Linked DNA regions of Mus musculus: regions 2, 3, 4 and 5 are each linked to region 1. Evidence: chromatin loops called from intact Hi-C (ENCODE). Cell type or tissue: heart. All regions are shown on one strand. Links, peaks and the distances in the headings refer to the core of each region. The heading gives the core; the rest is flanking DNA. Region 1 holds the start of Slc16a10 (solute carrier family 16 (monocarboxylic acid transporters), member 10). Region 2 overlaps Slc16a10 (solute carrier family 16 (monocarboxylic acid transporters), member 10). Region 3 overlaps Slc16a10 (solute carrier family 16 (monocarboxylic acid transporters), member 10). Region 4 has its middle 35 kb from the start of Rpf2. Region 5 overlaps Slc16a10 (solute carrier family 16 (monocarboxylic acid transporters), member 10).

Region 1 (6,248 bases), core at 354-5,353:
AGCACTCGAGGCAGAAGCAGGTGGATCTCTGAGATCAAGACCAGCCTGTTCACAAAGTGAGTTCCAGGACAGGCAAGGCTACTCAGAGAAACCCTGTCTCAAAAAAAAAAAAAAAAAAGTGGACTTCTCTGTGGAAGTCTCTACATTTCAAAAATCTTTTGACAAGACCACGATCAATAATTTCTGCTCAACCTGGCCTTGAACTCATGGTCATTGTTTACTAGTTGCAAAGAAAAAAGCATTTTTTGGACAGGATCTCTTATAGACTATGAAGACCTCACACTTGCTTCAAAGAGAAAAGTTATATGACCTTGAGTTCCTGTGTCTCTCTGCCTCTCCTTCGGTGTACTGGGACCGCAGGCACATGCCACCATGGCTTTACGGAGTGCTGGACTATACAGTATGGAAGCACTACTCTACCAACTGAGCTAAGCCCCTAGCTTTTCAGAGGTTTAGCCCCAGAAGCATTGTATAAACATTAAATGATCAGATTCGCTGAGTGTTATCTAGCCAGAGCAGTTAAAAACCTAATTCCTTAAGTCAGACAAACCCAAGACTGAATCTTGCTCACAGCCGAAATTCACGTGAGCCCAGATTTCCATGTCTGTAGAGGAAGCCTGTGTCACAGAACTGCCTAAAGATGGAAATAGTGTTCATGAGGGAAGGACTCAGCCTCAGAAGCATCAGGAACTGTGTGGAATCATCCTGTTTGCTATTGGGTCTTCACATCTGTCCTGCAGTGGCACAAAAGGCTTACCTTCCTCCAGCTAAAACTAACAATCGGTGCCTAACCCTTGATCTGCCCAACACAGCAACTTCAACAGTCACTTTAGGAACAGAAATTCCCCATCAAGTATGATACATCATTATTCACATAGAAGAGGGGACAATAATACTTAATACAGAAGTTTTAGAATGCAACCTAAATGTCCAAGAGTGCATAGCCGAGCAAGGGTGGCACACGCCTTTAATCCCAGCACTTGGGAGGCAGAAGTTCGAGGCCAGCCTGCCTACAAAGTGAGTTCCAGGACAGCCAGGGCTACACAGAGAAACCCTGTCTCAGAAAAAAAAAAAAAAATGCATAAAGTACAATACATTACAATATATTCAGATGATGAGAAATCGCTTTAAATGTAGAGGACTGGTGCAGCCCTTGAGCAGCATGCCCAAGGCCCGGTTCCATCCCTGGCACTGAAGGAAGAAATGAATGAAAGAGAAAGGGATTTTTCTCCTCCACCCCATCTTAACCTTCCAATTTATAATTACAATCCTGTTTATTTTATGTGTACACCAAAAATCTAAGCAATACACACTGTAAAAACAGAAACTAAAGGGGTTTTTACATGACTGTAATCCCATCACTTGAGAAGCAGAAGCAAGTCTCTGTGAATCTGAGGACAGCCTGTCCTACATAGTGAGTTCTAGGCCAGCCAGAATTAAATAGTGAGACCCTGCTGTAGTTTTTAAAAGACTATTATTGCCCAGTATGGTGCAGAATGTTCTTATAATCCCAACTGAGCCAAGAGGATCTTGAGTTCAAGGCCAGGCTGAGCAGAGTGAAACACAGAAATTATTGATCTTATTAAGTTTCCCAAAAGGCAGCAGTGGCCCGATTTAGCAAAGAGACTCTCAGTCTCCAAGTCAGGCGATGAGGTCTATCTTTATTCTGGTCCTCACTAAAACACTTCATTTCCCTGACTTTCCATTTTCTCACCCAAGCAGAGCTGACAACACCTGCCCGGCAGCATGAGATGAAATAATGGGGGAAATGTTATGCAGACGGTCCTAGACTTGACTTTTGCATAATCAGTCAGAAAGCATTTGACAAAAATGCGGAGTCTGCACCTTTTGCATTTTATTTCCACAAGGCAAAAAAAACGTCAACATAACAGAAGGTCCAACCCCTTATCTTCCTCTTACCATCCCACGTGGCTGCCTCCTATGCTGTCTAAATATAGTAGAGCGTGCAGAGAGACAACCGACTACCACTTTTAATGGGCTGCCTTTGGGACTCCCTGTGACCTTGGGATCCACTTTTCCATTTTGCCAATCTCCCGTCCTGGCCTGCGCTGCATCTACCCAAACACACCTTTCCTTCTGCAGCATGGCAGGCAGATAACCACACCACCGTGGCGGTCACAAAGCAGACTGTAAAAGTGATAATGCAGTGTTGTTGGTGCTGGAACGTTCAGTTTATTTCCCACCACTAAGAGGAAAGTACTGTGGATTCTTGGCGCCCACTGTGCAGAAAGGAGGAGTCCAAAGCCTCAGGCAGGTACAACTCTGCAACTTGCTTGCCTTTGGGTTCCATACAAAACTGGCAGAGGGAAGCCCCAAGCTGCAGGTTGCAAGTGAGACGGGTCAGGCTCAAAGCTCACACCCTCCCAACACAAGAGGACGCACCAAAAGCTCCCATTTCCCACCCCGCATGCCCTCCTCCCCTCGGCCCGCAGCAACGTCCCACCTGTCTTGAAGGCCATGTTGTCATCGTCCTTGGCCTTGAAGGTGTCCAGCATGGACACGAAGAGCACCCCGTAGGCGTTCTGGATGCCAAACACCGACCCGTTGCACCACATGGCCGCCAGCATCACCAACCAGCCCCAGCCGCCCTCGGGGGGAACGGGGGGCTCACTGCCCGCTGACCTCGTCAGCTCCACCTCCACTTTCTCTGCGGCCACGTCGGAGACATCCGAGGGTCCCGGGCCGGGCAGCGGAGCGTCATCCGAGGGCGCGGGCCCGGGCGGCTGCGCCTCGTTCGTCTCCCGCTCGGCGGCGGGCTCCTCCTGGGACGGCACCATGTCCCGAGGCGGCCCCGTCGGGCACCGAGAAAGCTTGCGGGCGCAAGGTCCCGGGGTGGCTCGCGGAGCCTGGGACAGCCGCGCGGACGGAGGAGGGAGGCCGAGGCGAGGACACTGGAGCCGCGGGCAGGCGGGCGGGCGGGCGGGCGAGAGGCGCACACCGCAGACACCGCCTAAGGCGGCCAGAGGACTTGACACACCGGCTGCCCCTCGCGCCTGATTACGCCGGCCTCCAGCCGCCTCTTAAAAGCGCCCCTCCGCCCTCCCGCACCGCCTAGGGGCGTGGCCACCAGAGGGCCTTACACCCTGAGCCCACAGGTGATTGGGCATCCGCAAGCGGAGGCTCCGCCCCGTGAGGGGTGTCCAATGACCGCCCGCGCGCGCGCGCTTGAAGGCGTGCCGCCAAATTAGCTACCTCCAGGAGTAATGTCACCTCCTCTCAGCATTAACCTTAGAAGTTCTTGGGGAGCGTCTCCTACGTGTGGCCTGCGAAGGTGATCAATCGATCAGGTAATGCTTACCCTCACTGGAATAGAGAGTCACAAATGACAGTTTAAATTTCATATTTGTTGTCCCTTTTGTGCTAGTTATAATATAAAAGATTCCTTATGCCACGTACCTACTTAAAAGGCAATTCAGGAATCAGAGACCTTGTTTAATTACTCCAATTCCGCGAACATACAGTTTGTTTTGAATACTTGGCACAATGAAGATGCTCATTTTGGAAGACAGACTGTGATTCTAAATTTTTCAACTAACAAACATTTTTGACGGGCAGCTAGAAAGCAATACTTTTAAACTTCACAAGTTGTCCTCACACTAAATAAAGAACCAACACTTATATTCAATTCCTCTGCCCCCTGAAGCATCTTATTCTGATGTATCTTCTTAATTTCTCAGATATTTAGATTACTCACTCCAAACAAAATCAAAATATGCTAGTTACTTAAGCACCAGTGTGGTGGGTTATACAATAACTGTGATTATCACATTCTTGCTTCTCTCTGTCCTAAACTAGTAAGTAAAAACAGTCCAGAAATAGAAAGTGGGGTGCAATAGGGTTAAACACTGGGACATCAGCTAGGAGGTAGGAGCACAAGCCTTGTATCCCAGTACTCCGGAAGCAGAGGCAGGCAGATCTCTGAGTTCTGGGCCAGTCTGGTCTACAGAGTGAGTTCCTGGACAGTCAAAGCTACACAGAGAAACCCTGTCTTGAAACCAACTACCCCCATACCCCCACCCCACCCCCCAAAAAAGGATAGTATGTAAGAAAGTAAGTTTGAGCTGAGCTATGATTAGCCACATGGTTCTGTGGACAAGGACAAGCAAAGAGCCTTCCAGCCAAAGAAACAGAGAAGAAACCAAAGACAGGGGAGGGTCCAGAGGAGTGTTCTGGGAATACAGGGCAATGTGGGTGCTTTAGAGATTAAGTTAAAATAGCACAATAGCTTGGATATATATTACCCCTCAAATTCTTTTGGTGTCTTAGTCACTGTCTATTGCTGTGAAGAGACACTGTGACCAAGGTAACTCTTTTTTTACAAAAAGCATTTAATTGGGGGCTTTCTTACAGTTTCAGAGATTTAGTCCATTATCATCAAGGTAGGGAGCTGTAATGGTTTGTATATGCTCAACCTAGGGAATGGCACTATTAGAAGATGTGGCCCTGTTGGAGTAAGTGTGCCACTGTGAGTATGGGCATTAAAACCCCTCATCCTAGCTGCCTAGAAGTCAGTATTCTACTGGCAGCCTTCAGATGAAGATGTAGAACTCTCAGCTCCTCCTGTGCCATGCCTACCTGGATGCTGCCATGTTCCCACCTTGGTGATAAAGGACTGAACCTCTGAACCTCTAAGCCAGCCCCTAAATGTCATCCTTATAAGAGTTGCCTTGGTTATGGTGTCTGCTCACAGCAGTAAAACCCTAACTAAGATGGTATCTCCTCATAGCAATGAAACCCAAACTCAGACACAGGGGATTGGACACTTTCTGATGCATTTAGGCAAATCACTCATATATAAATAAACTAAAATAAAATAAAATAAAAGAGAAAATTAAAAATAAATTAATAAATTGAATATACAAAGTTCTGAACTGCTGAATCTGTGGCAGTGAGATTCCAGTTATGCTACATGTAAGTGCAGTTTCTAGCTATGTCACATAATACAGTCTGGTTTGATGTCATCTTAATCACCACTTGAAAACAAACAGCCAAATGTAGCCTTGAGATAATTCAATGGCTATGGAGAAATTTCTAAAACATAATCTTTTTGAGATATACTCTACGAATTATAAACTCAGAATAGCACTGTAATAACAATTATTTGGTAGGATTGTTCATGAACACCTGTAGTTTAATATAATTTACCCAGAGAGAGAGACGCACACACACAAACACACCACCTAAACACGTTGAACTAAAAACACATGCAGGAAGACCATGGGTGATGGTGTGAACTTCTGATCCCAGTACTTTGGAAGAAAAGGCAAACAGATCTCTGTGAATTCAAGGCTAGCCTGGTCTATATAGTGAGTTCCAGGACAGTAACAGCTAGAGCTATGTAGAGAGACCCTATCTTAAAATTTATCAATTATTAATTAATTAATTAATTAATTAATTAAAGTACACATAGGGCTGGAGCTATAGATTAGTTGAATAACTGTTGGAAATCACAACAGTTGTGTGAAGCCCAATATTCAATCTCCAGCACCATAAAACAAAAATTCTTGAAAAATCAAAAACAGTGCACGGAATGGCTGAAATGTAGAGTATGTGCTCTGCTTGTTTGAAGTCCTGGGTTCAAGCAAAACAAAACTTTACAAAGCTGGGGATATCGTCTGTTGCTTAGAATACATGAGGCCCTAGGTTCAACCCTCACATTGGGAAAAAATTGTAATGGCTCAGCCTTAACCAGTGGGCTAGTGCCTGCTATGGGGGAGGGTTCCTGATAACAGGATGACTCATACCCCTCCCCTCCCCTCCCCTCCCCTCCCCATCTCTTAGGTGATGCAAGGATGAACATGTGCTATCTTGTGCTTCTGTCCTCTGACTAGGGATGAAATAGCAAAAAGATTCACACTAGATGCTGGCTTCTCACTCTTGGTTTTCTTAGATCCAAATCTATAAATAAATTTTTGTCCTTTACAACTAAATATGCTTTTAGAGCAGTATAAAAGCATTAGGTTTCTTCCTTTTTCTCTTTTTCTAAACAATGAAACGTTTTTTCCAATGTGAGGGTTGAACATAGGGCCTCACATATCTAATCCCCAGCTTCTTTTTTTTTTAAAGATTTATTTATTTATTATATGTAAGTACACTGTAGCTGACTTCAGACACTCCAGAAGAGGGAATCAGATCTCGTTACAGATGGTTGTGAGCCATCATGTGGTTGCTGGGATTTGAACTCCGGACCTTTAGAAGAGCAGTCGGGTGCTCTTACCCACTGAGCC
Region 2 (6,248 bases), core at 342-5,341, 51 kb before region 1:
CTACCAGAAGCTCTTTGAGGGCTCTTCCATTTGACTCTGTCACTCTTTGACATAGCCCCCACTTACATAATTTTGGAGTTTTAATTTTTTTTAAGAGTCAGGGTTCTTCTATATAGCCTAGACTTGCCTCAAACTCATAATCCTTCTGCCTCAGCTTCCCAAGTAGCTGAATTACAGGCCTATCGTCTGTAACGCTTCTATGTATCTATTGTAACCATCAGGATCTACACTAAGTCGCTTTAAATTAATACTTGTGTTTCCAACTCCATTGCCACAGGAGTTGTTCTAGGCTTCATTTGTCTTGATTGTAACCATTCATTCCAGAAATATACTTTTAATCTCAGAAAGTGTGGAAAGTAATACCAGGCGTGGTGGCATACACCTGTAGTTCTAAGGCAAACTTATATAGCATATATCACCCTAAATAAGAAAAGTAACAAGGTTTGGGGTTTTTGGGAGAGATAAGTCACACTACAGTAAACCTCTACCAGCTCCTGAGCCTCTGTGGCTCCGCATTATATGTGGAAATTAACAGCACTAACACATAGTCTTTGGGAAAGTTTTCTCACCACTAACCTAGATCTACAGTTCAGACTTCTGCAAACCTCATTTATTGAGATTTATTCCTCTCCTAGTAATAAATGCTTTAATCTTATTACTGTAGCAGGTAAACTCCCTCAGCCTGCTTCCAGAAGGCAGTGTGCCAAGTCATAATTAGGTTCCCATTACAGGACAGCACCCTTACACTATGCCCACTTCAATCTAACAGAGATGGAGCCAGTGCAGTTCAACAATAGAATGTCCATCTCACGGGACTGAAATCTTCTGGGCAGTGTGATCAGAAACTCTATGGGAGGCTCTTCCTGTGTGTCACTGCTATGCTCAAGTCTCTTCCTCAGGCAAAGAAAATGTGGTACATTTACACAATGGAGTACTACTCAGCTATTAAAAACAATGAATTTATGACATTCTTAGGCAAATGCATGGATCTGGAGGGCATCATCCTGAGTGAGGTAACCCAATCACAAAAGAACACACACGATAAAGGTGTCTTTTAAGGAACTGAGTAGATGGCTCCGCAGTTAAGAGCACTTGCTGCTTTTGCCAAGAGCCTAAATTCAGTTCCCAGCAATCACACTGGGCAGCTCACAATCACCTATAATCCCATGTCCAAGGCATCCAATGCCTTCTGGCCTCTTCAGTCATTACACACTTGTGGAACGATCCAGGAAAACGGGCACACACATATACACAATAAATACCTTACTTTGAGCCTGACGGAGGCCATGTACGCAGGTCTTCCCTCCCAGGGCCCTCAGAGGACTGCTGAGAGAGCACTTGGTGCTTGGTGGGGCTGCTGCTGCTGCTGCTGCTTTCCCCGACGGGACGGGCAGGCATGAGAGCAGCTCCTGATGCTCTATGGCCACCTCATCCCAGTCCACTCAGTACTCCGTACTTCTGTAAGTGACTCTCGCCTGCAGCCAGATGCCCCGCTTCCTAGCACACGTTTGTTCTCATTGCTTTATAATAACTATGTAGCCAGGACAGCTGATGCCAAGGGTTATTTCCATCTGGCTTGAACATCATATTCCACATCTTACTTCTGATTGTTTTGTGTTCTTGCTGATGGCTGAAAAACCACATCAAATTCCTATGTAATGAGGTAACATAGATAAATACACACAGTATTATTATTATAGATCTTTAATTTTTGACGGAGTAGATGGATTGATTGCCTTACAGTGAGTGGGGAAGCATCATTTCTTCAGAAGACTCTAAAGAGTTATTTTAAGTTCTCAACTGTCAAGGAAACCTGCTCCCCTAACTCAACCCGAAGCCCCTCCTCTTCCTGTGGTAACTGTTTCCCTCTTGACTCAAGGAACCACTGCCGTGAGTATCTAAATCAAGAATGAAAGCCATAACTAATATCATTCAAGATACTAAAAGATACTCAGAGTACACATCTCTGTCTTTGTATGGAGGATGGAAACCAACATTTAGTGAGCTCCTGCCACATGGGAGACACTGTGGGAGCACTGAACTGGGAACTTAAGGGATCTTTCGAGAGTCAGTTATGTTGGATGGTGTTTTGCTGGGGCAAACTCGTGAAGGAGTGTTTTCCTGAAGTGAACACAGGTGAAAGACTAAGGCAGACTCATGAGGGGATGTTTCACTGAAGCAGACACAGGAGAGAGGATGTTATGCTAAAGCAAACACATGAAAGGACATGTGATGAAGGATTCTTTGCTAACAACGTGCATGTATTGGTCTGCCCTATATTGCATCGTTGAGCTCCATTTGTTGGGATTCACAGACTTGGGCTGATTGGATGCATGTGCCAAGGCAAGATGCTAGCTCAGAACACGTGATATTTAGAGGGTATAAATAGCACTTGACGGAGTGACAGAGACAGAGATTGGCTTGCTGGTACAGCAAGCTGTGCAATGCTTGTGGGTCTCACGTCTTCCCTGATCTTTGCTTCCCTGAGTAAGGCACAGCCGAGAACTTCTCCTGGTGTTCCTGTTGGTCCCTCCTGTTGACTCCAATGGAGACTGAAGCCTGGCTGTCTCTGCTAGGACGTGTCACCACTGTTGCTTAACCAGACTCTACTGAACTGGACTGCTGGTGTATCTGTGAGGTGTTTGTGAATGGATCGAGCTGCCACTGCTAACCTGTGAACTGAACTGCCAATTTCCAGACAACACAGATAGGAGTTGCTCCAAAGAACATTTTTAAACAGGTCCACTTCCCCCCTCCCCGTATCCTTTCTTTCCCACTACCTCTGGTGGGTGATGGGCTACAAGGGAGGTTAAAGCATTTAAGAACCATCATTAAAAATAAGGTTTGAAAAAAGTTCCAGAGCACTCCACTCCCTCTTCAAGAGCCACAGGTGAAGTAGCCACTGCTTGGTGATTAAGCACTTTGCCGAAGCATGCTCAACATTGTAAGTGGAAGCCACTAGATTTACCACTGCAACGGCCTGGCCCAGAGCCCAGCTCTGTGCATTCCATTACTCCTTATAAACAGCCATGCTGCTTTTATTACTTCTAGTCAGCACACCTAAGCTGACAGCTATAAAGTAGTATAAATAAATACACACATAATCCTTTTAATACAGTTCTTTAATCTTTGAAATTATAACAGGATTGATGACTGATAGCAGGAAAGTGGTTAACAAGGAAAGCTTTGAACTAACTTTTTACATAAGGTATTGAAAAATATTCTCCAAAACAGTGAAGAATTACTCCATTGTTCTTCACCTAAATGTCAATTTCTTTGTACAGCTTTAAGAAGCTCAGACATATTTAAAATTCTCAAACATCAAGAAACACAGCTTCTGGGTCAGCAAGATGGCTCAGGATTGGATAAGAGGAGCCCGCTGCCAAGTCTGACAACTTGAGTTCAATCCTTGAGCCCCGTGTCACAGAAGAAACAAACCAGCTCATGCAAGTTGTCTTCTGACCTCCACACACACACCATGAATTGTGCACACATAAACACAAAGTAATAAGTAAATGAATATGTAAGTAATTTTTAAAAAGAAAATTTACTTTCTTTAAATGTAGGAGATCAAATTAGTAATTCTTTCAACTAGCTAGTTAGGAGCCAACAAAGCTGCTAAAGCACCCTTCTGTGAAGGATACATCAGGACCAGCATACTCCAAGAAGGTTCCGCTAAACTCCCTCAGTGTTCTCCCTTCTCCAGCACTTACCATCAGTGCCCCACATAGGGGGAGGGGCACTCACCACTTGTCACTCAGTCTAAGTTTTTCAAATGCTACGCCACCTTGAATGTATCTCTCTGCTGTTCTTCACATCCTTATGTGCATGCAAAAATAGTCACCCTAACTTTTCAGTCTTTGAAAGGGAAGTTGCTACTATATACCCACTGCCTCACCTCTCCACCTTTCTCAGACTCAGAGACGCCTGCATCTGAATTGAGTTTCTTTGTCCACAGTGCAACAGTGCTTCTTGCCTCCAACAACTTGCTCTGCAAAGCCACAAAAGTCCCGACACATAAAACATAAGGACCAACTAACTGGGGCCTGCTGGCCGCCAGCCTAGCCACAGGTTCAGAGAAACACTGTCTCAGGGGAATAAAGCAGAGAATGATAGACAGAGGATAGACACTGGATATCCTCCTCTATCTAGTTCCCATGCACAAAGACACACAGACACAGACACACACACAGACACACACACACACAGACACATAGACACACACACACAGGCACATAGACACAGACACAGACATACACAGACACACAGAGACACACACAAGCACACAGACAGAGACACACACACACATAGACACACACACAGACACACACACACACACACACACACAGGCACACAGACACAGACACACACAGACACACACACAGAGACACACACACACACACAGACACACACACACAGGCACACAGACACACACACACACAGACAGACACACATATGCGCTTTTATAGTCTCAGTACTGGGGAAATGGGGATCACGTGCATGCAAATCCCTACTGCGGCCAGAAGAGGGTGTTAGGTCCTCTGGAACTGGAGTTACAGGTGGTGGTTAGCTACCAAGTGAGTGCCAGGAACTGAACCTGGGTCCTCTCCAAGAGCAGTAAGTGCTCTTAACTTCAGCGTCATCTCTCCAGGACTTTAAATTCTCTCTTTAAAGTTTTTTATACCATGGAGAATTTCATGAATTTTTGTATTTTGAGTGTTTGTTGTCATTTGGCTAGGTTTGGTTTTAGTTTTTGGAGGGGGTTGTTCCGTTTTTAATTAACTCATTTCATGTGGATGGGTGTTTTGTCTGCATGCAGGTCTGTGTACCATGTGCATGCCTGGAGCTGCAGAAGCTATAAAAGGACATCAGATCCCCTGAAACTGGAGTTAGCTGCCATGTGAGTACAGGGAACTGAACCTGTGTCTTCTGGAAAAAGCAGGCAGCAGTCTTAGCCACTAAGCCCCCTCTCCAGCCCCTTGTTTTGTTTTGTTTTGTTTGAGACAAGGTTTCACTGTTTAACCCTGGCTAGCCTAGAAGTCACTATGCAATCCTAGTGGCCTTAAACTTGTGCTGAGACCCTCAACTGTTTTTGCCTTGCAAATGCTGGAATTACAAATGTGGTCCCAAAAACCAGAGAATTTTGAACAGATTATTTGGGGCAGAAGTCAAGTAAGCTAGAAACAATCTCAAGGTATTGCTAGGTTTGACCACTACTTGCTGGAAAGAACTCCTTTCAACAGAGCCGAGAAATATAACAAATACTTTTTCTGAAAAAGATACCTCACATTTATAATTTTGGATGTTATAAAATTTAAAAAGCAACACAGTATGTTGTGATAGTATGGAAAGCACAAATAGGAACCCAAAGAACAAATTAAAAACAACTATCCTGATATTGTGCAAGTAGAGATTTGTAACACAAGAACCTTCCTCATCCATTGACCTCTGACCCAGTCAGGACCTCTTCCATCAGAGCCAAAGCAGGAACTGTCCCCAAAGTCTCAGTGGCTGCTCTGGGGTAAAGGCCTAGCCTTTGGTAGAAGAAGCTAAGTCTGCTTAAGAAGCCCCACTGGGCTTCTGCTGTCTTTCTTAGTGACCTGTCCTCAGGGGCTCCAAATTCTATTCTTATCAATAACATAAACATACCAGGCAAGGCCTGGAAGAAGGGTTTGCAGCTGACCAGCTCACTTCTAACTCATACCAGCCTCTTCCTTAAATGAAGAGGGAGATACTGATGTCCACTAATGTTGGTTATGACAACTGTAATGGTTTTACAGCTTTTGGGGGGGTGGGAAGGTTAGAGACAGGGTTTCTCTGTGTGGCCCTGGATATCCTGGAAGTAGATCTATAGAGCAAGCTGGACTCGAACTCAGAGATCTGTCTGCTTCTGCCTCCCCATTGCTAAGATTAACGGTGTGTGCTACCACTGACTAGCTGACAATTGGAATTTATTTAATGCACATGATGTCAGACAGAGTCAAGATGCTTTCTATTACCTATCTTAGCCTGTGTTGTGTTGCAATGACAGGAAAACATGCACTAGCTGCCAGGGCATATACTAGAGGGAGACTGTGTCTCCAAACCCTAACAGATGAACTCAGGGGAATAAACACGAACCATAACATTAAGCCATTTAAGTCATTTAAAGAGGTACCTGCCCAGATGAGAAAACATTCACACAAACGTTGAGTATAGTGAGGCTGGAATTTGAGTAGAGTACCTCATTTAGTGTATGTTAAATTACC
Region 3 (6,248 bases), core at 629-5,628, 73 kb before region 1:
AAATCTTTTAAATGCTCTAAATTTGGAACTAATCTAAATCTTATTAAATTTTTTTTCTCTATAAGATGAAGATAAATTTTTTATCACTTTGGGAGAGAACATGGGTTACATATCAAAGAATAAAAAAACCACAATGAAACAATAGAGTATTAAAATGTAAAGTATATAAGCTCAACCTGAAATCTATTTTTTAAAAAAAATTGTGCCAGGCATGTGCTAGGCAGAGGTCTATAGCAGCAAACAGAAGCCTGACCTACTGATGTGGACACCCATTCGCCCCTATCTGTTCCTTCTTTCCACTTCCTGATGTATATGACACTTCTCCACAGAAGTCCCCAGTTTACTTCTGTAAACAAAATCCAGTTTTCACCAGCCTTTCCCATATTGACATTAAATACACCAGACAACCCAAGGGCTAAACAAAACTATAGTCCTACAGTTCCTTACTGTAAGTTAAGATTAGATAGTTTTAAACACAAGTAGATTCCCCTTTTCACTATAAATCTTAAATCATATAGAGGATGGGGCCTACTTCCTAGGGATAATTTCATGGCAGAGCAAACCATGCATTATTTCCAAAGACTACTGTAGTAATAGCTGTAAATATTTACTCTGGACAGCCACAAATTGAGGCACAAGACAAACTTGTTCTGCCTTGCTAAAAGTAGCAGGTCTGTTTTAATTTTTACATTTACTTATTTTTGTTTTTGTTTTTTAAGTCAGAGTCTGCTATAGCCCATCCTAGCCTGGATCTGATCTCTGCTTCCACCTCCCAAGAGCTGGGGTAACAGGCATGCTCAGCCATGCCTTGGTAACAGGTCATTTTAATCTATTTGTAAGCAGTATGTTTTCTAGATTCCACATTTATTAATCATGCCTTCCCCTCCTATCAACTTCCTATATTGTACATTATTTTAGTCTTCAAAATGTTTTTTTAAAATATCCCAAGCTCAACATGTTTTGATGAATGTTTTGTGAATGAATATACAACTTCACCATTAATGAGTCACAGTAGGCAGAGTAAAGATTCTTAGTCTCCTCAAGCAGGAGAATGCTGACAAATACTGCCTACGCCATTAAGCTAAAAGGAGGAGGAGGAGGAGGAGGAGGAGGAGGAGGAGGAGGAGGAGGAGGAGGAGGAGGAGGAGGAGGAGGAGAGGAAGAGAAAGAAAGAAAGAGAGGGGGGGAGGGAGGGAGGGAAGGAGGGAGGGAGAGAGGGAGGGAGGGAAAAGAAAAGAAAAATAGCAGGAGGCAAATTGGCACTAACCTGAAAAGTCAAATTGCAGCAGATGTTGAGATCTGAAGGGAAATAAATGCAAGGTTAGAAAGGCTGGAAAAGCAAAGATGGCACAGACACCACTGAAAAACGCAGCAACACAGCAAGAGGCCATTCCCATAGTAACCAGTAAGAAATGAGCAACACTAGAGGATTTCTAGAAGAGTCACATACATGGAGGAAAACACAGTGCTTGGATCCTAGAGTGGCTAAAAATTTTGAAACTTCAACATTCAGAATTTTAATATACTACACAAGAAAAAAAATAAGTTGGTTAAAAAGTGTTTGACCTTTGTCTGGCTTTAAAGACAAATTACAGAAGTCCTATGTCCTAGGCTTCCCAAGTCCTCTAAATCCTAGCAGGAACACAGAATGTCCTTGCTGTCTGTCATAAAGCTCTCTGCATTAGAGACACTGTATCAACTCACGCCTCATACCTGGAATGCTGGAGGCACACAACAGGCACTCTGAATTTATTCAATGCATGAGTGCTTGAATCTGTTTAAGTTGTAATTAAAACAAGTCACACATAGACAAGGACAAGGGACCCTGAAAGAATGGAAAATCTATCCTAAGTACATTTTAAAGCCAGTGTAGAATAGAACCTTGCAACCTAGAGCAAAATGGAACTTAAAGCCCTCGTCTAACAGTGAGAGGCAGTGGTAATGGTGGTAGATGTTGCTTCCCTCGGACAGAGCTTGTACCTGGGTGGAGTCAGGAAATTTAAGCATAGCTGGGCATGGTGGTGCACAAGTTTAATCCCAGTACTTGGAGGGGGGTATGGGCATCTCTATGAGTTCAAGGCCAGCCTTAGTGATATAGAGAGTTGCAGGACAGTCAAGAAAACATAGGGAAAATATCTCAAAAAACAAATCAAGAAAGAAAGAGAGAAGGGGAAGGAGAAAGAAAAGGAAAGGAAGGAGAAGAGTGGTAAGAAAGAGAGCAGCAGCAACACAACACTCCTGACCCGTGCGCAGTGACCGTTAGCTTTAAAGGAATCTGCTAGGGTGGCAAGACGGCCCCGTGGCTACGAGTGCTTGCCCAATGGCCACAGTTTGATCCCCAGAACCCTCAGTGGAAGGAGAAAACCTACTCCTAAAAGTTATGCTCTGACCTGCACTCGCACAGTGCGGGCATGCAACACAGACACAATGATGAATGAACAACAGGCAAAATAGAAGGCTCTTACTGTGAGCCTGTGTTCTCTGCAGAGGTCACTCACATGACAACCTGAGTTCTGAACATATCCAGAAGAGAAGAACAGGCAGCTGTTACTGGCAAGGCGGAAGAACTGGGCCAGTAGTTCAGCTTTCTTGTGTTTCGTTCCTCTTCCTGTCCTACCCAGCAAAAGCAGCATTGCTACCCCTGCATCACTGTTACATACTTCTGGAGAGCATTTAAATATTTTATTTTTTATTTAAAGCTCCTTATTAAAGCTCTTATTTTTTTTTTTTTTTTATTTGAGAGCTTTTTATTTAAAGCTCTTCAGAATACCAGATTGATTCTTGGCTGCCCCACGCAGCAGTGTGACACTCCTGAGTACACTCTAACAATCCCGGGTCTCCTCTGGAAGCCCTGATGCTGTGGACACATTCAACGGGGTAGAAAACAAAAGCTAATAAAAACAGGGGCTTAAAAAAATAGAGGGGAAAACAGTATCAATCAATGTTGCATTTGTTTAAAGAGCTCACTGGCCTAAAGCAAATCTTTGCATGGCTCTGAGAACAGACATGCGGAGTTAACCAAACTGTGCTCTGACGCCTAGGTACTGCAGCTGTTCTTGCAAGCCATGCTATGCCAAGAATCTGCTCAGCTGACGTGGATGCAGATAGCTGGGTTGCATAACTGTCCATGTTTCAATTTCATGCCTCCAAAGTGAGTTTTTTTCCCCCCATGTGTTATGAGAGAAGATAAAGTTCCTGTCAGTCTCTGAGCGAGCTGCCAGGTAGGGCAGGATAGAAAGGTACAACAGGGACAGAAGGGAGAACCACACAGAAGACAGCCAGCCAGGAGACAACAGCTTTAAACTCTTTGGGTGTCAAAGACTCACTGCGGCTCTAACTCATATGAAGGCTAGTTTCCCTTCTATTCTGTACTCCTGAGAGTTAGTGATTGCTCATGGCAGGAGCTTCAAAAAAGATGTCCTGTAACTTGGGAGTTACGGTAAAAGTGGCTTAAGCAACTTTCTCCACTGTCCAAAGCCTCCTGGTAAATCAAACAAAAGCAGGTCTCCAAGCAGAACCTTACAAAGGAGAGATGTTTCAAATTAAGATTCCTAGCCCTGTTTATCCTGTATCATAACAGTGCACTTTCAGTTTATGTAAGAAGTATGAGAGGCCCCTACCTCATTAGTGTAATACAGGAGTGTGAAACTTGAATAAACTTTGATACTGATGGGGGATTTGCAGCATGAGCAAATATCTATATTACAATTAAAATCTGCTATTATCCAGAAGCATGGTGCATCTTAACAAGTAAAGCCTAAAGTATATTTAAATACAAAGAGAGGAAGAGAGAAAGAGAGAGAGAGAGAGAGAGAGAGAGAGAGAGAGAGAGAGAGAGAGAAGAAGAAGAAGAAGGAGGAGGAGGAGGAGGAGGAGGAGGAGGAGGAGGAGAAGGAGGGAGGGGAAGGGAGGGGAGGGGAGGGGAGCGGAAGGAAAGGGAGGGGAGGAAGGAAGGGTAGACAGACAGAAACCCCTGGTGAAACCACTTGCTAGCCAGAGAGAAGAGCGGTGACTTTCCCAGCACACTAAGTCTGTAGGGCCCTTTGCTGTAGGCCAATGGCCTCAGATAAATGTAGGTGACTCTAAGCTGAGGCCCTTTACATTCTTACAATAGTTATTTGTAAGATACAAAGCCTAAATTTGATTAACAAATAACTATTGAAAGAATAACATTTTTGTTATTCAATGTTATGGTTAACATTCATTGTAGAAAATAAAACTGAACATAAAGTACTTTGAAGTTCATATTCTGCTTGTGACAGCTATAGAAAGTAGCTTTATGTGGATTTAATTTTCTCATATTCAGATGACCTGCCCATTAGAAGAGAGGATATAGGAGTTAGGGATAGGGTCACACGGGTCCTCTTATTCTGTCACTTTAGAACAAGAGCTAGTTCCCTTCTGAGTCCTTTCTCTGGTTGTAAACCATACCCTAAGCATTAGGATAGCTAGGCGACCCCTGCCTGTGTTCTGACATGAGAGGAATCTGCAGGACAAATACAATGGGTGTCACCCTAGTGTGGCTGGAGAGCAGCTGCAGACTGATTTACAGAGTGAGCCAGGGCTTTCCCACACGTTTGCTACCCATTCCACTCTTAGTTCTGAGCATCCCAGTGACCGTCCCAGCCCCGCTTTGAGCTCTGTGCTCTGCGCCCCCACTGAAGTGCTATGCGGATCCGAAACAGCTTCATACAATCCATTCGGTGAGAAATGGACCAGAACCTAACTCTGGGGAAACCATGGAAAGATAAAAGACTGTTTGTTTCCCCTACTTGCATGGCTCTGCACCACATGATCTGGCTGGAGCTGAGTGAATAGAGCTGCTGGGCTACTCGAGTGTCCCAGTCGTGCAATGCCCACGACACACCCTGATAACATCTGGCACCATCCAAATCAGAACAGTATCTCTTATTTATGTGCTTGTTTGCCTTGGAGTGATTCTAGTTTAAAAGTACATCTTGTTTATTCTCAATTATAAGTGGACTTAGGAATCCACTTAATTGCGCTGTTAGCAGGCAAATGATCTACCATCTTACAGCACATAAATGGGCTATCTCTACCAGGTCAAAGTTTCTTTTGGAACCATCTGCCACAAAAACAATCTATTTATATATTGTTCTTTAAAAAAGAAGAAAAGAAAAAAAAATAAAATAAAAAATAAAAAAGAAGAAAAGAAAAGAAAAACTAATGCTGGCTGGCTATGATAATGTATGGTATGATTAACCCCCATACTTGGGAGTGTGAACTAGAAAGATTAAGAACTTGAAACCAAGTCAGGGATGGTGATGTACAACTTTAACGCCAGCACTATGGAGTCAGAGACAGGGAGCCAGACTGTTCTACAGAGTGAGTTCCAGTACAGGCAGGACTGCCCAGAAAGACCCTGTCTCAAACAAACAAACAAACAAATAAAACAAACAAAAATTCTGAAACCAGCCTCACAGTAAGATCTTGTCTCAAAACATTTTGTAATAGAGCTAATGAATAACACATTACATGTTTTCCATGTACAAGCCTGCCATCCTGATAAAGATTTTTGTGATTCAAAGCCTAAAGCCTAAAAACAAAGCCCAGTTGGCCACATTGAGTCAAAGAAAACAGGTGCTGAACTGCTGAGCTGCGGTGTCTCTACTGGTAAGAGACACTGACAGCAACTGAAACTAAACTGCCAACATCATAAAGCAGTACAAAAACTTATAGAATCACTGTCATTTCTAAACAGACATGACCCAAGTTATAATGATCTGTGGCCATGCTAAAATTCCTCACCCAAGATCTGTTCCCATAGACAACACCTCAGGATCTGAGGTTTTCTCCTCTAGAGACAGAACTGTTGATCTGTCTTGTAGTGTCAGTACAGATCTATAAAGTGGGCATCAGAGCAGCAAGCAGGCTTCACGTCTCCCCACCCCACCCCCATCCCCTTGCCAACAACTGCCAACACTGGTAGTTATTTCATTATTCTTGGGTTTGCTGAGTTTGAGCTCATGTGTTAAGCATTGAATGAGTTTCACTAGGACATGAATGTAAAGGAGTTTAAAGAGCAAAATGGTAAGACTGTAAATACTATATGTGTTGCTTTAGACTTATGCATAATAGAGCTATCTTCCAGCCAATGTTTGAGCACCTACTGTGTGCTAGACACTGTGTTATTTGCTTTGAGAACTAATATCAAACCAAACAGAAAAAGATCCCAATTCCATGGGATTTATATCCTAGCAAAACATGTAGATGTGTAATTATTCAAA
Region 4 (6,248 bases), core at 863-5,862, 70 kb after region 1:
CAAGGCCCATACCTAAACACAATAAGAGCAATCTACATCAAACCAGTAGCCAACATCAAAGTAAATGGAAAGAAGCTGGAAGCAATCCCTCTAAAATCAGGGACTAGAGAAGGCTGTCCACTTTCTCCCTACCTATTCAATATAGTACTTGAAGTCCTAGCCAGAGCAATTAGACAACAAAAGGAGGTCAAAGGGATACAAAATGGAAAGGAAGAAGTCAAAATATTGCTATTTACAGATGATATGATAGTATATATAAGTTACCCTAAAAATTCCACCAGAGAACTCCTAAACCTGATAAACAGCTTCAGTGCAGTAGCTGGATATAAAATAAATTCAAACAAATCAATGGCCTTTCTCTACACAAAAGACAAACAGGCTGAGAAAGAAATTAGGGAAACAACACCCTTCACAATAGTCACAAATAATATAAAATACCTTGGTGTGACTTCAAGGAAGTGAAAAATCTGTATGATAACAACTTCAAGTCTCTGAAGAAAGAAATTAAAGAAGATCTCAGAAGATGGAAGGATCTCCCATGCTCATGGATTGGCAGGATCAATATAGTAAAAATGGCTATCCTGCCAAAAGCAATCTACAGATTCAATGCAATCCCCTTCAAAATTCCAACTCAATTCTTCAACGAATTAGAAAGGGCAATTTGCAAATTTATCTGGAATAACAAACAACCTAGGATAGTAAAAACTCTTCTCAATGATAAAAGAATCTCTGGTGGAATCACCTTGCCTGACCTAAAGCTGTACTACAGAGCAATTGTGATTAAAAACTACATGGTACTGCTATAGCGACAGACAGGTAGACGAATGGAATAGAATTGAAGACCCAGAAATGAACCCACATGTCGCTTCTGTCTCCGAACCAGCAGAAAAGAGCGACTACACAGGGTTCTTCTCAAAGCAGTTTATTCAGGAACCTTTTAACATGCAAGCAGGAATCTCTCCTAGCCCCCAATCGCAATCCCTTATACAACCCCTCAACCACGCCCCATCAGCCCAGTCCGCGTAATCTCAGTTCATTAGCCTTCGTCAAATGGCCTGATCTTTTGTCATGGTGCGCCTTCGCAGCTCTCACGATGGACGTGGATTATTTTCCGGTGTATGAGGAAGTCAGGTGCAAGTCATAAGACTTGGCTGCAGTCTCGAGCGCCATCTTGGGACTACCGCCACACCCGCTCCCTACACCCACACACCTATGGTCACTTGATCTTTGACAAGGGAGCTAAAACCATCCAGTGGAAAAAAGACAGCATTTTCAACAAATAGTGCTGGCAGAACTGGTGGTTATCATGTAGAAGAATGCGAATTGATCCATTCTTATCTCCTTGTACTAAGGTCAAGTCTAAGTGGATCAAGGAACTCCACATAAAACCAGAGACACTGAAACTTACAGAAGAGAAGTGGGGAAAAGCTTCGAAGATATGGGCACAGGGGAAAAATTTCTGAATAGAACAGCAAAGGCTTGTGCTGCAAGATCGAGAATTGACATTGGGACCTCATAAAATTGCACAGCTTCTGTAAGGCAAAAGACACTGTCTATAAGACAAAAAGGCCACCAACAGATTGGGAAAGGATCTTTACCTATCCTAAATCAGATAGGGGACTAATATCCAATATATATATAAAGAACTCAAGATGGGCTCCAGAAAACCAAATAACCCCATTAAAAAATAGGGCACAGAGCTAAACAAAGAATTCCCAACTGAGGAATATCGAATGGCTGAGAAGCACCTGAAAAAATGTTCAACATCCTTAATCATCAGGGAAATGCAAATCAAAACAATCCTGAGATTCCACCTCACACCAGTCAGAGTGGCTAAGATCAAAAATTCATATGACAGCAGATGCTGGCAAGGATGTGGAGAAAGGGGAACACTCCTCCATTGTTGGTGTGATTGCAAGCTTGTACAACCACTCTGGAGATCAGTCTGGCAGTTCCTCAGAAAATTGGACATAGTACTACTGGAGGATCCCACAATACCTCTCCTGGCCATATATCCAGAAGATGTTTCAACAGGTAATAAGAACACATGCTCCACTATGTTCATAGCAGCCTTATTTATAATAGCCAGAAGTTGGAAAGAACCCAGATTTCCCTCAACAGAGGAATGAATACAGAAAATGTGGTACATTTATACAATGGAGTACTACTCAGCTCTTAAAAACAATGAATTTATGAAATTCCAAGGCAAATGGATAGACCTGGAGGGCATCATCCTAAGTGAGGTAACCCAATCACAAAAGAACTCACATGAGATGTACTCACTGATTAGTGGATATTAATCCAGAAACTTAGAATACCCAAGATACAATTTGCAAAACACATGAAACTCAAAAAGAACAAAGACCAAAGTGTGGACACTTTGCCTCTTCTTAGAATTGGGAACAAAACACCCATAGAAGGAGTTACAGAGACAAAGTTTGGAGCTGAGACAAAAGGATGGATGATCCAGAGAGTGCCCCACCCGGGGATCCATCCCATAATCAGCCGCCAAACACAGACACTTTTGCATACACCAGCAAGATTTTGCTGAAAGGACCCTGATATCGCTGTCTCTTGTGAGGCTACGCCAGTGCCTGGCAAACACAGAAGTGGATGCTCACAGTCAGCTATTGGATGGAACACAGGGCCCCCAGTGGAGGAGCTAAGAAAGTACCTAAGGAGCTGAAGGGGTCTGCAACCCTATAGGTGGAACAACAATATGAACTAACCAGTACCCCCAGAGCTTGTGTCTCTAGCTGCATATGTAGTCGGCTATCATTGGGAAGAGAGGCCCCTTGGTGTTGCAAACTTTATATGCCTCAGTACAGGGGATCAGTACAGGGGAAACACCAGGACCAAGAAGTGGGAGTGGGAGTGGGTGGGGGGGTGGGGGGGTATAGGGGACTTTCAGGATAGCATTTGAAATGTAAATGAAGTAAATATCTAATAAAAAATTGGGAAAGAAAGACAGACAGACAGACTTATTTATTTTATGTATAAGAGTGCACTGTAGCTGTCTTTAGACACACCAGAAGAGGTCATCAGATCCCATTACAGATGGTTGTGAGTCACCATGTGATTGCTGGGAATTGAACTCAGGACCTCTGGAAGAGCAGTCAGTGGTCTTTAGCACTGAGCCATCTCTCTAGCCCTCCTTATGAACTTTTGAAGTCTTCATCTGTCACTCCATCTTGGAGTTCAACAGTTGAAGGGTTTTCTAAAAGTTTTCAAAAACTAGAAGCTACTCTTTATACGCTTGGATGGGAAGGTCATTTGGACTTGAGGGTTCTTGCCTTTCGTGTGGTTTAGGTTGGCGTTGAGCCTGTATTCAGTACCCATGGCCACCAGAGCCGTCACTTTCTGGGTACAGGGGACCTCTACTGGCCATACTTAGCTTTGCAGTCTGTGGGCTGGGCAAGTTTTTCTCTGTAGAGAAATACTCCAGTGTACACCCCCTGGTGGCTATTGTGGTAGCTGGAGGTGTCTCCCGAGGGCATTGTGGGTGTGGGATGTAAAGGCTGTACTGTGCTCTGTACTTGACTTCCATCTTTCAGACCACTTGTATGTTCACCACCCTGCTGGAGGGATGCAGCTGGGGTCCGCACAGACAGACAGACAGACAGACCTCTGGGCCTTCAGTTTCCAGGCTCTCCTCAGATAGTGGCTTCAGAGTTATCTACCAGCTGACCTCCTCCGGCTCAGGACGCTCAAGCTCCAGCTCCGGGTTGGTCTCAGCAGGTGAAGCCTGCTCAGTTACTGAGGGTGGGGGGCCCTTTTCCTGGAGCTTGACCGCCTGAGTTCAACCTCCTGCCACACCCACTTATCAACCAGTCCGAGCTCCAGCCCCTTCTGCCTGCTCCCTAGACAGGTTCTAGTCCCATAGCTGCGGCAGAATAAACTGGCTTTACTTGTTTCTTGTTCTCAGGCACACAAGGTAGCTCCGTTTCAAACAGTGGCTCTCTCTCCAGTCGGTACATTTCCCAATCCTTGTAAGCCATACAAAGTGATACAAAGGATGCTTCTCCGCTGCTGTTCTGTGCCTCTGTGTTTATTACAGTCTTCAGCTGGATATGAGGCTTTGTGAGGCTGTGCACTCGTCGTGAGGGTAGGGTAGCTAGTCTCTTAACCAGGGCCACCCGGCTTACGTTTCAGATGTAACCCATTTAGGGCTACGTACTGCGGGACTAAGACTTGCCTTCTTTTCCATACAGCATGCATCTTTTTCTCAGCTCTTTCAGGTATCCTATCAATACCTTCAAGGATTTCTGAAGCTTGCTCTCCCATCCTTTTAGATTTATTTATTTTTACTTCAAGTGAGTGAGCGTTTTGCCCGTGGGGAGCCAGAAAGGGCACCGGATCTCCAGGAACTAGAATTAGTTGTATGCTGGGCATTGAACCCCGGGGACTCTAGAAGACAGCCAGTGATCTTAACAATCAAGCCATCTTTCCAGTATCCACCTTAGTTTTGTTCGGTTTTGCTTTTTGTTTGTTTATTTATTTGTTTTGTTTTTAATTTTTCCAGACAGTCCTGGAACTGGCTCTGCAGACCAGGATGGCCTAGAACTCCGCTAATCCTTAGATCCTTCAAGTATCTGAAAATATGACCTCCCTGCCAGGTCTGGGTAACATACTCACCATTGCTAACTGTATCTTTCCCAAGCTTCCATGAGCTATATAGATAGTTTGGCAAAAACTCTGAGTTCTAGGCTTTTGCCTCCCAACGGATGTAATTAAAGGCACAATTCAACACAGCCCCGCTCATTTTTCCTTTTTTATTGTGGCTCATATTCAGTGGGTCTCACAGAGACACATTCCAGTCTGCCATCCTAGCTGGAAGCTTCTGTAACTTTAAATTTTATTATACATTATATATAAAATGTATATATTTATAAAATATTTATTTATAAATATATAAATTATAAAATATATAATATATGATATGTTTGAATTTATATTTATAAAACATTATATTTTAAATTTATGTCTATATAATATATGTATATTATATATATATTTATTTATATTTTAAAATTATAGTTCTAGCAACGATGAGACAATAAAAATTATTGTTCACTTTACTGATTATGGCTAGGAACCCTGGACCCTGACCAAACAGGCACATTTAAGAAAGTGTATTTGCTAAGCTATCTATAGCTCGTGAAGCTTGGAAACAATACAACTAACAATGGTGATTATGTTACCAAGACCTGGCAGGGAGGTCATATTTTCAGATACAACCAGACTACTTGAAGGAAGTAAGGTTTGGCTTTACAATGCTAAGAATCGACCTTTGAGAGGATCAAAAGCAGTTTTTAGTTACCCTGAACCAAAACCCTAGCAGCCAGTCCAGAAAACAGCTTAGAAAGTCCCGTACCTGGATGTGTGAGAGCCAAAGGCCTTTTTGGAAACTCTTGGAATGCAGTCACCATGGAGACAAAGGAGGCTAGCACACTATGTGAGGACTACCCTGGTTGAGCACACAGTAAGACCTGTCTCTAATAGGTGAGGACACACATCAACCTAGGACAAGAGAAAGCAAGGAGACCCAGAGCAGGAATAGAAACACTATTTTTTGGAAAGTGTATCTACTTGGTTAACAAAATTCACAACTTCCAGTTTGGGCTGCTACCTTTGGCCACCGCATGACTAGGCCCTTTAAAGTAATATAAGTAGCTAGGCCTAGTGGCACAAGCCTTTAATCCCAGCTAATAACTCAGGAGGTAGAGGCAGATGGATGTCCATGAGTTTGAGGCCAGCCTGGTCTAAGGAGTGAATTCTAGGACAGCCAGACCATTACAGAGAAACCCTGTCTCAAACAAAACAAAATCTCTGTTAATAAACATTCTCCATGGAAGATATACAAATGGTTAATAAGCACATGAAATAAAAATTAACATCACTAGTCATCAGAGGAATAAAAACCCAAACCACAGTGAGCCATTAACACCTGTTAGGTTAATACAGCAAATGGGCAGGTTAGACCCTCATGCTTGGTTGGAAGAATCTCGTGTAGTGCAGTCACCGTAGAAAACTCTCTCACTGTTGCTCAACAAGCCAGACACAGAGATGTCATATAACACAGACATCATACTCCCTTGTGTAGACCCCAAAGAATTAAAACTCATCACACAGCTGGGTGTGGTGGCGCACACCTTTAATCCCAGCACTCGGGAGGCAGAAGCAGGAGGATTTCTGAGTTCGAGGCCAGCCTGGTCTACAGAGTGAGTTCCAGGACAGCCAGGGCTACA
Region 5 (6,248 bases), core at 761-5,760, 58 kb before region 1:
ACACACACGCACACATTCACAATACATTTAGTTTAGGAATTTATGCCAGGAAGGTCAAAATACAGAGAAATGACCACTAAAATCAGGACAGTGACTATAACTCTTTTATTTTAGGATGTTTCTGTAATCCAGGGTCTCACTCTGTAGCCTCCACTGGCCTGGAACTGATTATGTTGCCATGACTGGCCTCAGACTCACCCCAGTTCTCCTGTCTCAACTAGGCCCCCAGATTCCTAGACGTCCAGGTGTGAGCCACCATGTCTGCCTGTGAGTAACTCAGTGGAGAAAAGGTCACTATCATTCTGGAACAAGGCGATAAGAAGTGAACATCTGTGGAGCATCGGGACTTAGGGCTTTGGTTTGCTTTGTTTGGCTTTTTTTGTTTGTTTGGTTTTTGTCCTAAAGAAATTGACTTTTATATAGTATATTTCTGCTTATGCATAGTATTATTTCTGACCTGGACAATAACTTTAGGGTATTTGCTTTACCATTATTTATGAAACTACAATGTTTTATTTTCTTCTCTGCAAGTATGCTATTTTCCACAACTTAAAAAAAAAAGGTAGTAGGAATCAAAAGTCATAGTTTCTGATTCTATAAAAATAAAAAAGTTTAAAAAAGCAGAAAGCATAGGATATAAATAACCATAGCAGTATGTCAAAGAACCAAATGATCTATGATCTGCCATCAAGCCTAGAAGCTTTTCCCAAAACAGTTTAATAAATAAGCCAATAAGGCCTATATCCATGAGGGTGTACAGTACACCCTACACTAAAGCTGTCACTTCCCTTCTGAGTTGGTTTAAGTATCTTGGAAATGGATTAGTCATTTACCTTCTCAGAACTACTGAGGGTTCCGTGAACCTCAGTGCTGGACCATACATCCTAATGTAAAGTCCGGACAAAGGTAAGAATGTAATGTCTAACATCTAAATGAAGATGCCCAAACTGATACCTTCATGATCTTTTTGTTTTCTTGTAACTTAAGTTATTCCTTTTTGGGTTTTCTGACATTTTGTTTTGTTTGTTTCCGTTTTTTTGAGACAGGGTTTCTCTGTATAGCCTTGGCTGCCCTGGAACTGACGCTGTAGACCAGGCTGGCCTCAAACTCAGAAATCTGCCTGCCTCTGCCTCCCAAGTGCTGGGATTAAAGGCGTGCACCGCAACCACCTGGCTAGCTTGTTCTTAAATTATGTGATATTCTTAAATAGCTATGATTCTAATGTTCCTCCTTTATCAGAAAGAAGACTGTTATCTTAAAATTCTTTTGGGTCTGACACAAACTTGGTCCCCACAGGAGCACAAATGATCATAACCACAGAGCATCATCTCTCCAGCCTGCTGCTTTATTTTTGCTGCACCAACATCCGCACTATGATGAAGAGAACATCTCCAGAGGACGCAGCACAGTTCCTAACTAACTAGCAGGAGACCACAGGATGCTCTGCCAGACCGTCAGGGAAACCTGGCCCACCCAAACCTGCCTGAGTTGAAACCAAGAAAAACATCCATCCGCGAGGAACCAACCTAGAACCAACATTAGCAGAGGCTCTAGGGGAGGGAGCTAGCTGGAAAGACGGTATTGGCATTGTCTGCAGAGGCTGAAAACTTGGTCTGCAGACAACACGGAAGAGCGAGCCATGTGAGGAGTTTGGACTGAGTTTATGTACTTCTTGGAACAACTTCTCAGAGCTATTTTTACTAAGTAGTTTGTGAGTGCTAATTTTTAGGACTTTACTAATTGGATTACATCGCCCTTGCCCCCTGCAAAACACACAAAACACACACACACACACACTGAGTCATACTTTTTTGGAAATTTCCATCATCTGAAAGTAAAATAGATGTTGGAAGATGTATATAAAGTTGATTCAGCATCCCATACATTTGATTTAAATTTTTAGTTTTGTGCATATTTTTACAATACACAGTTGAATTTTTCAGTTTTTCTAGAGCAAATATTTGTGGTTATTTGTGATTTTAATTTTAAGCCTGGATAACTGTGGCCACCTACTAAGTATTTGTGGTTTAGAATGAAAGGTTTTTGCTAGGCCTGGTGGCTCACTGGGTGGTTGAAGTAGGAGGACTGCTGTGAGCTTCCATTCAGCCTGAGCTACAAAGATGTTGTCTTTAAAAAAAAAAAATCACTCATAATAATAGTGTAATCCCATTCAAAAAAATCTTAGTAACCTATGTCTAAAATACAGTTTCTGGGATAGGCGTGGTGGTGCTGAGGAGACTGAAGCAGGGGATCTCCAGGGGTTTGATCTACACAGTGACTTCCAGGACAGCCAGGGTGACAGAGTGAGACAATGTCTCAAAAATACACAAACACAACAAACAACCACCAAAAGAGAGAATACACTATCAAAACCCAGCAGAACAGAACACCAGCATCCATTCTTAGTTTATAAAGGCACTTTTACAAGCAAGGCATGAACATCAACTAGTAGCCCACATCATGAAATCTAAGAGTACAGTTACATGCAATGTTCATGAGTCAGCGTACACTCTGCCCAAGAAAACAAAATAAAGACAGCACTGCCACAACAAAGCCCCTGCCGAAGTCTTTGACGAGTGTGGAGTTTGGTAAAACTATACATGGTTTTATCTTTTCTAAAAAATATATTATCTTTCACGAGAAAAAAATCTTAAAAATTAAAAAATCACACCTTCCTGCTGATTCTGTAAGCATACAAAAGAAAGCCAAAAACTGAAAGATAAGCAGTCATAATAGTCATTAGTCATAATTCTGTGCTAAAAAACGAGTGATCTCATAGGGCATTAAGTCTATGTCAAACATGAAAATTTACAGGCTTGCAAGTTTATTAAATAGTTACCCCCTCAAATTTATCTGTGGGGGGAGCAGTTTCCTCTGTCACTGGATGAGCACTTCAGCATATTTGTGTGGTCTTTTTTATTCATGTTAAATAACAGAAAGCCCGCAGCCATTCCAGCTAACAAGCCAGCCTTCATTCAGTAACTGACTATCTTCTAGGATCCAAGGATGATAGGAAAAACTTGGAATCAGCCGTTCCCATCACTCCCCATCCCTAACTGTTCCTTCTCTCTAAGATGGGTGTGGGAGAAATGAGGCCGGGGAAGGAAAGCAAGGACATTAATTACACATCAGTGACACTGCCAACAGAGATGATGCTGATTAGAGCTGACTTTTTCTCAGATGCAGTTCTGAGTTCTTCAGAGTCCTACCTCTGAGTCCTTTTGGCTACAGCTCTACCTGACAGCTTTTTGGCTGTCATTCACAAGACTGTTTGAGCCGCCCCGCCCCTCCAGGCAGTCTATGCTGGCAGGAGTCAGAACAGCTGTGGGGCTACCCCTCACCTACTCAGCCTCTGTAGGAGGCACAGAAGCACTCACAAATCCTTTCAAACCCCAACCCAGCCACCTCCTGTACAGCTCTTGCTGTGGGAGCGGCTGGCTAACAATAGCTCTTTCCTTGCTGGATATTTTAATTTACTCATTTTAATGTGTGCAGGCATTTTGCCTACATGTATGTTTGTACATCCTGTGCATGCAGTGCTGGAGGAAACCTGAAGCGGGACACCCCAAGACTGGAGGAAGAGCAGCCAGTGCTCTTAACTCTCAGCTCTTAAGTCCCTCCTGCCCCTCCCTGATGAGGTTTCCAGGAGCTGCCTCAGGCCTCAGTGCTCCCCAGTGGATGGAGATGCTCTAGGACTTTCTACTAAATCCCAAGTGTGCGAGCACAGTGAATGGAGATGCCCGAGCACTCTCTACTAAATCCCAAGTGTGCGAGCGCAGTGGATGGAGATGCCCGAGGACTCTACTAAATCCCAAGTGTGCGAGCGCATGCTCTAGGTCATCTTCCTGCATAGGAGGAAGAGACCACCGCATAGATTTCTGAAAAAAACCTCATAAAATGATCTTTCTAACAAGACTCCTTCTAGGAGGTTTTAGAGTTGCCAGTACTATTTTAAAGCATCACACCAACCCTTGAAAACCTATCAAACACAAGAGGCATTCTGAGTTCACACTTGAGAATCTTAGTACCTCTGCTGAAATTTCATTAGAACATTCTGTTAATTGGCAATTGAAGTTAGGGTAATCTAATCACATTTGAGAACAATTAGATTTTTGAATGAATAATTATTTGCTACTGGAAACTCCTAAGATGTCCATTTCCTGTAAAGTTTCAAGATATTAAAGAATTCAAGCCCTTGGACTCAGTTTGCAACTCAGCTGGTAAAGTGGCTCTCAAGCACCAAGCCCTGGGGTTGTCCCCAGAACTGCATGCGCCAGGGTGATGACACACACCTGTAACTCTAGCACTCCGCAGATAAGAGACAGGAGAGTCATTATTTCAAGAGCATCTTCAGCTATGTGGCTAGTTTAAGACCCACCCGAGAAACAAATTGCTCTATCTCATCTTCTCATCTCAACAAAAAAAAAAAAAAAAAAAAAAAAAGGAAACTCTAGGGCTAGGAGCTGGAGGAAAAGATGGCATAGCCATTCCAGCACTCCAGCCTGGCCTACAAAGCAAGTTCCAGGAGAGAGAGAGGGGGTGGGGGGAGAATATCTGCCATTCTGTTGATTTGTAGTGCTGGGTCTTTTATCTTCCTCTCCTGCTGTATTACTCTGCTGTACTCTTCCCTGTGGCTTCACGGATGATTCTGTTTTTCTCTTTAGTCTGAAGGATTCTTCAAGTATTTTCTGTAGAGCTGGCTCTGAAGTCATAAGTTCTCTTAGTCTATTTTTGTCATGAAAAGTTTTTACTTCTTCAGTCATTACAGAAAAGCCTTGCTGGGCTTAGTATTCTGGGTTGGCAGTTGTTATCTTTCAGAATTTGTAATACATTATCCCAAGCCCTTCTAGCTTTTACAGGTTCTGTTCTATAAACTGGCTTGTTCGGATGAGCCTGCCTTTTTAGGCAGCGTTTCTCTTACCGCTTTCAATCTAACGTCTCTGCTCTGCATACTCCGTGTTTTAACTGTAACACTAGGCATGTGTTTGGTGCTCTAATTGCCTCCAGTATGTTTTCCTAGCTCCAGGAAAGTTTCTGTTTTGGTCCTTCTGAGAACGCTTCCTCTCCCTTTAGAGAGAGCTCTGGTGTCTCCTGCACTGTAGATATCTTGCAGTTCCCACTTACTATTCATTTGTGTCATCTGCTGAGCTGTTTCTGTCCCTCATCTTCTTTGCAAGCTCAGATAGTCTCTCCTCTCCTTGGTCCACCCATTGCTGAGACTTTCCAGAGTTCATTGGACTTACTACATATATTATTCTATTTCCAGCCCTTCAGATTGGATCCATCAATATTGGAATCTCTTTCATATCCCCCATCACCTTCAATGTAGATGAATACAAAATAATTATTTTCAGCAAAAGAAAGCAGATCAAAGAGACATTCAGATCATTGTCAGATATGAATTAACCTGCAGTGATGGGAAACATCCGTGGGCATCTGGTTGGGTCAGTGGGTATAGAGAAAGAAGGGACCGTGAGAGGGCCGAGGACACTTGGCGCACTGAATACATTTATTACCTCAAGCCTGGTAGCAGCCTGACAGGCACAGACACATTAAAAATGTATTTATAAAGTAGCAGCTTAGGGACTAAAGAGAGGACTCGGGCTGATCCTTCCAGCGGACCCAGATTTAATTCCTGGCATTCACATGGCCGCTCGCTCACAAGTAACTGTAACTTCAGTTCCGGACGCCAATCCATGGTGCATGTACATACATGCATTCAGGCAATACATGGTGCATGTACATACATGCATTCAGGCAATACATGGTGCATGTACATACATGCATTCAGGCAATCCATGGCGCATGTACATACATGCATTCAGGCAATCCATGGTGCACGTACATACATGCATTCTGGCAAAACACTCATGCACATAAAAGAAAAATTATATTAGATAGTGATTTATTATATACTTTAATTATATCTCAATACTGCTGATTTTAAAGAAGAACAAACCTACATGAAAGATTAGTCAAAACCAAAACAAATATGTTTATTTCCTTGAATCTGGTAGTGGCTATATCTATACCTATATATCTATATACATATGGATTTAATATAAAAAGATAATAAACACAAAATGAAAACTGACAGAACTCAAGGACAAACCCACAATCATCATAGACTTTAGTGTGTTTCTCTCAGTACTTAAAAGAATGGGCAGACAATTTTAAAATCAAAATATAAGGGCTAGTGAAATTACTCAGCATTTGACCGCTCTTTCAGAAAACAGGGGTTCAGCTCC

What was found. A loop is a pair of places that touch in the nucleus more often than their neighbours do. Peaks named below come from ENCODE experiments on the same cell type or tissue, not always from the same donor. Only the 100,000 strongest peaks of a DNase experiment are listed, where the experiment ranks them.
Region 2: a loop joins it to region 1, with 2.5 times the contacts of the local background. A loop is called at or near these places in 6 of 42 quality-filtered maps.
Region 3: it touches region 1 in a loop (2.8-fold over the local background); 13 of 42 quality-filtered maps call a loop at or near these places.
Region 4: it touches region 1 in a loop (2.3-fold over the local background); 11 of 42 quality-filtered maps call a loop at or near these places.
Region 5: a loop joins it to region 1, with 2.2 times the contacts of the local background. A loop is called at or near these places in 5 of 42 quality-filtered maps.

What each region holds. Positions count from the first base shown.
Region 1 is chr10:40,139,239-40,145,486 of GRCm38, forward strand. Slc16a10 (solute carrier family 16 (monocarboxylic acid transporters), member 10) reads right to left here and starts at 3,016. Exons shown (of 6, transcript NM_001114332.1): 1 at 2,465-3,016. The coding sequence starts at 2,798. In heart, for the core only: a CTCF peak has its summit at 3,057 (motif pointing right); DNase peaks (open chromatin) are centred at 1,973 and 3,123; H3K4me3 peaks cover 2,447 bases; H3K27ac peaks cover 2,199 bases.
Region 2 is chr10:40,088,264-40,094,511 of GRCm38, forward strand. The region is part of intron 1 of Slc16a10 (solute carrier family 16 (monocarboxylic acid transporters), member 10); the gene reads right to left. Among named protein-coding and RNA genes, the nearest start is that of Gm25613, 18 kb to the right of the region's middle. In heart, for the core only: no CTCF peak of the experiment used is centred there; a DNase peak (open chromatin) is centred at 2,978.
Region 3 is chr10:40,066,361-40,072,608 of GRCm38, forward strand. The region is part of intron 3 of Slc16a10 (solute carrier family 16 (monocarboxylic acid transporters), member 10); the gene reads right to left. Among named protein-coding and RNA genes, the nearest start is that of Gm25613, 40 kb to the right of the region's middle. In heart, for the core only: no CTCF peak of the experiment used is centred there; DNase peaks (open chromatin) are centred at 2,451 and 3,111; H3K27ac peaks cover 1,081 bases.
Region 4 is chr10:40,209,216-40,215,463 of GRCm38, forward strand. No RefSeq gene overlaps it. Among named protein-coding and RNA genes, the nearest start is that of Rpf2, 35 kb to the right of the region's middle. In heart, for the core only: a CTCF peak has its summit at 3,423 (motif pointing left); a DNase peak (open chromatin) is centred at 3,406; H3K4me3 peaks cover 434 bases.
Region 5 is chr10:40,081,249-40,087,496 of GRCm38, forward strand. The region is part of intron 1 of Slc16a10 (solute carrier family 16 (monocarboxylic acid transporters), member 10); the gene reads right to left. Among named protein-coding and RNA genes, the nearest start is that of Gm25613, 25 kb to the right of the region's middle. In heart, for the core only: no CTCF peak of the experiment used is centred there; a DNase peak (open chromatin) is centred at 3,273.